2 separate regions of the Homo sapiens genome follow, and region 1 is linked to region 2. A link is a loop called in an ENCODE intact Hi-C map of the cell type or tissue named here. Cell type or tissue: IMR-90. All regions are shown on one strand. Links, peaks and the distances in the headings refer to the core of each region. The heading gives the core; the rest is flanking DNA.

Region 1 (3,906 bases), core at 480-2,979, 520 kb before region 2:
TGGCCAATTCATCGCTACAGAACCTTGGGGTAGTCCCCAACCTTTATTTGTTGTAAAATGAAGATGGTGGAACACACTAATTACACAAAAAGTACTTTTTGTTATATGTGACACTGCACAGATCTAGTAACAGCAGAAATTCCCTGATTTGCACATTGGGATGTCCCAGCCCAGCAAAAAGAATGCCCTAGAAAAACATCCTCCAACTGTGTATGAAGCTGCACTAACGTGTCTGACCTTGGTTTGTATTATTTGTTTGTCTTGCATGAATCATTCATGCCAGAAAGGACAACTTAGTTCTCACAATGTAAAATTTCAAAAACGAAATTGCCCAGTAACTCTATCAAGAAAAAAACAAGGCTTGGACCTTTTATTCATTTTTACAAAGACAACTGGAGTGAGTTCAGGCCTGCAAGGAAACCCAGAACTACTTTACATTTAGTCTTTTTCATTGCCAATTAAAAACTGGAGTTTAGACATTTCCTACTTGCTGGTGACTGTATGTCCAGAAGTGTAGGCTTGTATATGGGGTCCGGAAATATGAAAGGAGAAATAAACAAAAACATGACTTTCTTAGCAATCCCCACTTCAGTATAAAAAGATGTCATAAATAAAATCTGGACAGCATTGCCAAATTGAGAGGCACCAAATAATCTCACTGCCTTGATTTTTCTTCAGTTTATCTATGCCCATGGTTCACCAACTAAGACAACAGATACAACCTTGAAATGCATTTTGAACTGTAAGATGCTTATTAAAGGAACTGATTCTAAATGACAGCAACAGAAATGCCCAGTTCTGTGTACCTGTACTAGGTGTAAACAAACCCTAGGTGAACTGAGCAGGTCAGGTGTTTTTTATTGTTTGTTTTGTTTGTTTGTTTTTAGAGACAGGTTCTCACTGTGCTACCTAGACTGGAGTGCAGTGGCACAAACATAGCTCACTGTAACCTCTAACTCCTGGGCTTGATCGATCCTCCCACCTCAGCCTCTAGAGTAGCTAGAACTACAAGAACATGCTACCATGCCCAGATGATTTTTTAAAAATATTTTGTAGAGACAAGGTCTCACTACGATGCCCAGGCTGGTCTTGAACTCCTGGCCTCAAGCAGTGCTCCTGCCTGGGCCTCCCAAAGTGCAGGGATTATAGTCATGAGCCACCATACACAGCCACGTTGTTGTTATTGTTGTTGTTTTAAAGTCTTAGTTTAATAGCCTTGGGATCTAATTGTTGAATTACATAGGGGTCAAGAACTTTAAGATACATCTCTACCAGATACTTACAGTGGGATAACATATCAAATCTTAGAACTCAAGCTTATCATAGGGAAAGAGATGTCCGCTTATAATACATAACTAACCCCACTGGTGTTACTGTTTGCAATAACTAACACTACATATGCCTTCAATATTATAAATGTCGGCCCGGCACAGTGGCTCATGCCTGTAATTCCAGCACTTTGGCAGGCCAAGTCGGGCAGATCACCTGAGGTCAGGAGTATGAGACCAGCCTCGCCAACATGGCGAAACCCCATCTCTACTAAAAATACAAAAATTAGCCAGGCATGGTGGTGCGTACCTGTAATCCCAGCACTCAGGAGGCTGAGGCAGGAGAATCACTTGAGCCAAGATCACACCACTGCATTCCAGCCTAGGCAACAGAGTGAGACTCTGTTTCAAAAAAAAAAAATTATAAATATCAAGTATTTATTAGGATGCATCAAAATCAGTATACTGACTTGACAATATATATTTATATGAGGTTTGGCTATAATGTTCTCCATGGACTTTAAACATAGGAAAATCCATGACTATGAGATAAATTAATAGAGAAGAAAATTTAATACTTTATAGTCTAAAACATGGGCAAAGTACAAATAAGTCACTTTCAAGAAGATATCTCTACAGAGTGCCTTTTAGAGGAGACCAAAATAATTTTCCACTGTCTCAAAGGATAGAAAAACATGGTTCTTCCTGAAACATACACCCTTTCTTCTTAAGCCTCAGTTCCCTGAGGGTCTTTTATCTCCCTGGGATTTCATTCCTTGCGCTTCAGGCTAACAAGGCTGTGGTGTGTCATTCCCTTTGTTAATGGTAGAAGAAAAGATCCTCATTCAAAACATCAAGCACTTTAAAAATAAAACAACTTCATAAAGCTTTTCCATCCATGAAGAAGAACAATAAAAATGTATTTTCCAGATACTCTGAAAGCACTAAAACCCCACGTCCTTCACATGTCAAAAACCCCTCTGGAGAGCTGACAGAGTGCCAACGATCACCGTGGACAACCACCCAGTGCTGTTTATATTAATTTTATTCAGTGACTGAGAGAGAACCTTTATTCTTCTTTTAAAATGTTTGTTAAATGAACTGTCATTTTATAACTTCAGTGTAAGCTTATCTCAAATTATGAACCAGAAAAAGGGGTGTAAAATATTTATTCTCTATTGTGCTGAAGTGCAAATGTTGATGTGTCTCTATGACAACATATTGATGACCCTATTCACGGTGCAGGAAAATCTCAAGGATATAACTTGTAGGCTAAAGTTACATAATTTGGGAGGATTACATTCATTCACTGATGTGAAAAGAAGAATAACAACCTCAGGAGCCCTTATAAGATGTCTTGCTATAAAAAGTCTTGTCATATTTTTATTCTGTTGATCATTTATTCTTTCATTAAAGATTTGTTAAGCATCTTCTCTGGCTACGAAGTTCTATTTATTGAGCACTTACTACTTGCTCCTTACCAAGACATGTACCATAGCTAAGATTTCCTTATCTATTGGAAGAGACTGGCCCACAGTGAGATTTATCACAAAAGAATGTGCTAGGTGTTACGAGACAGGATTGCACACATTGCTGGGAACATAGAGGACCTATGTCCATGTACCTTTGGGCAGTGGAGAGAAAGGAGGGGGAGAGAAGGTTTCCCAGAGGAAGTAGGAATTGAGATGAATATTAAAGGATGAATATTCAGGACCACTGTTGTGAAAATGCTTATCTTCCTTCTGGACACATGAGGATAAAGGATAAAGGCTTTCAATGACTTCCCTAAAATCTCAGAGTAAGAAAACTAGAATCCTTAATGCTAATTGTTTGGTCTGAAAGATTTAATATGGTTTTCTTGAGAAAAAAATTTAAACGATGGGACTATGAGAGACTACGAATAATGCTATAACAAAGGCTCATGTACCCACAGCAGAGACTTAACTGTTTATGAACATTGTATAACATTTGTTTCCTCACTGAATTCAAGAAATAAAACATGGCAGATAAAGTCCTATCTGACTCCTTTGTGCCTGGTTCCCAGCTCTTTCCCTACCCTTTTCCCAAAGGTAAATGCTGTGATAGTTTTAATATATGTTCTTCTGGTTTGTGGGTGTGTTGGGGGGTGTATTTAGAAATAAGATATAGAATTATTTTATATATGTATTAGCTTTATATAAAATGTTCATGTTGCTGTGAATCTTTTGTTTTCACCCAATATTATGATATTGAGATTTACTTTTTATTTTTATTTATTTATTTATTTATCTCACTCTGTCTCCGAGGCTGGAGTGCAGTGGCATGAGCCTAGCTCACTGCAGCCTTGAACTCCTCAGCTCAAGTAATACCCCCACCTCAGCCTGCTTGGTAGCTAGGACTATAAGCTGATTAATAATGATAAATCTGCTAATATAATGGAATGCTATATACAAGTTTATAGTAACGGAGTTCATTATTATACTATAAACTGCTATGTAACATTTCACTACATTAACAGCCTCCAAAAAATTTACCTTTTCCCATATACACAGATATTTTTAGTTGTTTCCAAATTTTCACTGTTAAAAAGATGCAAATAATCTATCTCCTAATACATGTTTCCACAAAATATATAAACAAATTATAAAGAAGTAGAAAT
Region 2 (3,906 bases), core at 911-3,410:
TTTCAGTGAAAATAATTCATCTGCGGCATGGAGGAGCCAAAGGAGAAAATGGAGGTGAAATCGCAGCCCAAGTGACCCCACAGTTGGGCAAGCAGCCAGCTTCCGGTTCCACTTCCTCCTAGATCCTTATTGTTCCCATTGGGACACTGACCCTGGCTGGGCTCTGGGTCTGCGCCTGCACCGTGCATCTTTCTCCCATATTGGAATCCGCTCAGCCTTGCCTGACACTCCACACAGCTTATGGAGCTGTCCACACTAGGAAATGACCCATGGCCCAAAGAACCTGAGTAGGAAAGACAGCTAGAAAATGAAATCAGGAAATGCTTCCTTTCCACTTCAATCCAGAGTGTTCCTAGAAGCTGCCTGAAGATCTGCCACACAACTTGTAGTCCCTAGTGCTAGATGAGAAATGTAGAGTTGTGATTCTGATGCCTGAAGTAGAATGGGAGTTGAGCCAGTGCATGGGGACAAGGTTCAGGCTTATTTTAGGACAAGAAGTTAGGGACCATGATGGACCTGGCTTGACATCATTCTTCCCAGCCAAGCATATGAGGACCTGCTTTCTGGCAGACGGACCACATGAAGCCTGGTGCTGCTGAGGCTGGAGTCATGAGAAGTTGGCACTATGGCTTGTGATATCTGGGCAACTGCCAACTCTCTCAAAATGTGTCAGTTCTGCAGAAATACATGGGCTATGATCCACCAATTTTCTCTTTTTTTTTTTTTTTTTTTGAGATGAAGTCTTGCTCTGTCGCCCAGGCTGGAGTGCAATGGCACGATCTTGGCTCACTGCAACCTCTGGCTCCTGGGTTCAAGCGATTCTCCTGCCCCAGCCTCCCAAGTAGCTGGAATTATAGGTGCGCACCACCACGCCCAGCTAATTTTTGTATTTTTTAGTAGAGACGGGGTTTCACCATGTTGGTCAGGCTGATCTTGAACTCTTGACCTTGTGATCCACCTGCCTTGGCCTCCCAAAGGGCTGTGATTACAGGCGTGAGCCACCGCACCTGGCCTCTTTTCTTTTTTTATTGATGCCTTCAGATGATACGCTCCTTTTTTTTGGCTTCACAAAAGTCTCAGTGTCTAGGAATTGGCTTTAAGACATTTTGCCTTCCCCTTGCTATTTAAGTCATTCTGGGGTGATACTGTCTCCTCTTCCCAACGTGATAGAGTAAAAGAGAACCAGCTAGGGAGTAAGGCTACATGAAAGCTTTTTGTGCGGCTTTTTTCGAGACAGGGTCTCCCTCTGTCACCCAGGCTGAAGTGCAGTGGCACAATCTCGGCTCACTGCAACCTCCGCCTCCCAGGTTCAAGAGATTCTCCCACCTCCGCCTCCCAAGTAGCTGGGATTACAAGTGCCCACCAACACACCTGGCTAATTTTTGTATTTTTAGTAGAGACAGGGTATCACCATGTTGGCCAAGCTGGTCTCAAACTCCTGACCTCAAGCAATCCATCTTCCTCAGCTTCCCAAAGTGCTGGGATTACAGGCATGAGCCACCATGCACAGCCAAGACGTGAGTTTGAATCCTGGCTCCATAATGCCCCAGCTGCAGATTGCAGAAAAGTGACCCCATCTACCTAAGCCTCAGTTTTTGCTCCTGTAAAATGGAGACAGTATCTACCTCATATAGTTCTTGTAAGATTCACAAGGCTTAGCTCCCGCTTCACAGATGAACAGTGGTGCCACTCCCTTTCTATCCTTTCACTCACTGTTGCTACCATCTAGGTTATTTTGCCCTAGCCAGGGTTTCAAAGAACAATTTTAATAATCAATTTGAAAGACCATAAACAAATTGTTTTAACTCTTATTCAAATGGAAGAGGGATTAATTTTAAATAATCAACAGATATTTATTGTGCACTGTGCTTGGGAATAAAAAGAACTATTAAGATAACTTTCTGGAGGTTGAAATTACTGATTTGATTGAGATCTTTGAATTATGGGTAGATTTTTATTTTCCCTGTATTTCCTGATACCAAGACCTAGGGTTAATTGAGAATTCATTACAGATAAAAATTTGCTAGTTCTGGGTCTAGTGCTACAGAGGAAAACGAATATAGCCCATCAGTTGTCTGTGTTCCCAGAAATGAGACATTCGTGAGTCACTGAGCTCATACATCCAATGCTTTCTTGAGGCTCTAAATTCTGTGCACAAAGACAACAGAAGGAGAGTTGGCTCAGGGAGCCCTGCTTCGTTATGAGACACTCTCTTTTTTGGAATACACTTTTCATCTATCAATCAGGGCCATAGTTTTCCCATCAAGGAAATGAATATATGAGTCTTTAGCAGAGGTTTTAGCTTATCTGTGAACATCATGTGCAAAGAATTAAGTTAATCTTACATTTTTGGTCATGACACTATTTCTGTGACCATTAGGTCCTTGTTTTTTATTCCACAAATATGTATATAGTGCCAGGCCCTTCTCATGAGCCATGCACTATCCAGCACTTTGATTTTTTTTTTTTAAGACAAAATCCTACTCTGTCGTACAGAGCTGGAGTGCAGTGGGGGAATTTCGGCTCGCTGCAACCTCCACCTCCGGGGTTCAGTCCGTGGCATCTGTTTCTAGGGCGTCTTGAAACGGCTATGGAGGCCCAAGTCTCCTTCCTTAGCCTCCCGAGTAGCTGGGATTACAGGCGCGCGACCACCATACCCAGCTAATTTATTTTATTTTATTATTTTTTTTTTTTTAGTAGAGGTGGGGTTTCACCATGTTGGGCAGGCTGGTCTCGAACTTCTGACCTCGTGATCCGCCCGCCTTGGCCTCCCAAAGTGCTGGGATTACAGGCGTGAGCCAATGAGCCCGGCCCTATCCAACACTTTAAAACTTACCTCCTGGCCAGGCGCGGTGGCTCACGCCTGCAATCCCAGCACTTTGGAAGCCTGAGGCAGGCAGATGGCTTGAGTCCGGCAGATGGCTTGAGCCCAGGAGTTCGAGACCAGCCTGGGCAACACGGTGAGACCCCCAGCTCTCCACAAAATACAAAATATTAGACAGGTGTGTCGGTATGCACCTGTGGACCCAGCTACTCAACAGGCTGATGTGGGAGGATCACTTCAGCCCCGGAGGTCGAGGCTGCAGTAAGCCGAGATGGCGCCACTGCACTTCCTGCCTGGTGGACAGAGCGACACCCTGTGTCAAAAGAGAAAAAAATAAAATTACTTTATTTAATCCTCATAACCTTATCTAGTGCCACGTAACAGAACTTAGTGGTCCAAAACAACTACGTTATTGTATCTCATTATTCCACGGGTTGATCTGGCCACAGCTGGGCAGTACCTCTGCCAGGTGTCTTACACAGTCCGATGGCACAGTGCTGCTCCATGTGGCCCGCCTCTCCACGTGGCAGCTGTTTGTAGGACTCCGTGAAATGGCAGTGGCAGCGGCCCAAGGCTCCTGCTTAAACACGGGGCTAGGCAGTCCCAGGGCAGTGCTTACTCTGTATCCTATTGGTCAAAGCAGTCACAGGCCCGCCTCTTGTGGGAGGAGCTACACGCAGACAGGGCAGGACAGAATTTTTTGGAGCCCGTCTTCGCCTATCGTCCCCAGCCCATTTTAGGGATGAGGACACTTAACTAAAGAGGTTGTTAATTGCCCAAGGTAACAGAGCTAGTTAGAGGCACAGCTGGGATTCAGAACCATGCAATCAGAGCATGGACTCAGCCACTAGTTTTAAATATTTTCCCTTTCACTTCTAATCTCCACTCCTATCTCCTTCCTTCCTCCATTAGGCACCCACTCTCTAATATGTTTGATATTATAAATTGAATATGTATGCTTCTTTGCAAAACATATTGTTTTGTAAGTATGTCTTAATTTACATCAACGATATTACAACTGTCCTTTTTCACTGAACACTGTTTCTAAGATGCCTCCATGTTGCTGCGTGTGCTACCTCATT

Evidence for each region. Hi-C counts contacts between places; a loop is a spot of excess contacts. Peaks named below come from ENCODE experiments on the same cell type or tissue, not always from the same donor. Only the 100,000 strongest peaks of a DNase experiment are listed, where the experiment ranks them.
Region 1: a loop joins it to region 2, with 2.3 times the contacts of the local background. A loop is called at or near these places in 1 of 110 quality-filtered maps.

What each region holds. Positions count from the first base shown.
Region 1 is chr5:127,383,088-127,386,993 of GRCh38, reverse strand. The region is part of intron 5 of MEGF10 (multiple EGF like domains 10); the gene reads right to left. Among named protein-coding and RNA genes, the nearest start is that of MEGF10, 94 kb to the right of the region's middle. In IMR-90, for the core only: no CTCF peak of the experiment used is centred there; no DNase peak of the experiment used is centred there; H3K27me3 peaks cover 149 bases.
Region 2 is chr5:126,863,707-126,867,612 of GRCh38, reverse strand. No RefSeq gene overlaps it. Among named protein-coding and RNA genes, the nearest start is that of LMNB1, 89 kb to the right of the region's middle. In IMR-90, for the core only: no CTCF peak of the experiment used is centred there; a DNase peak (open chromatin) is centred at 2,112.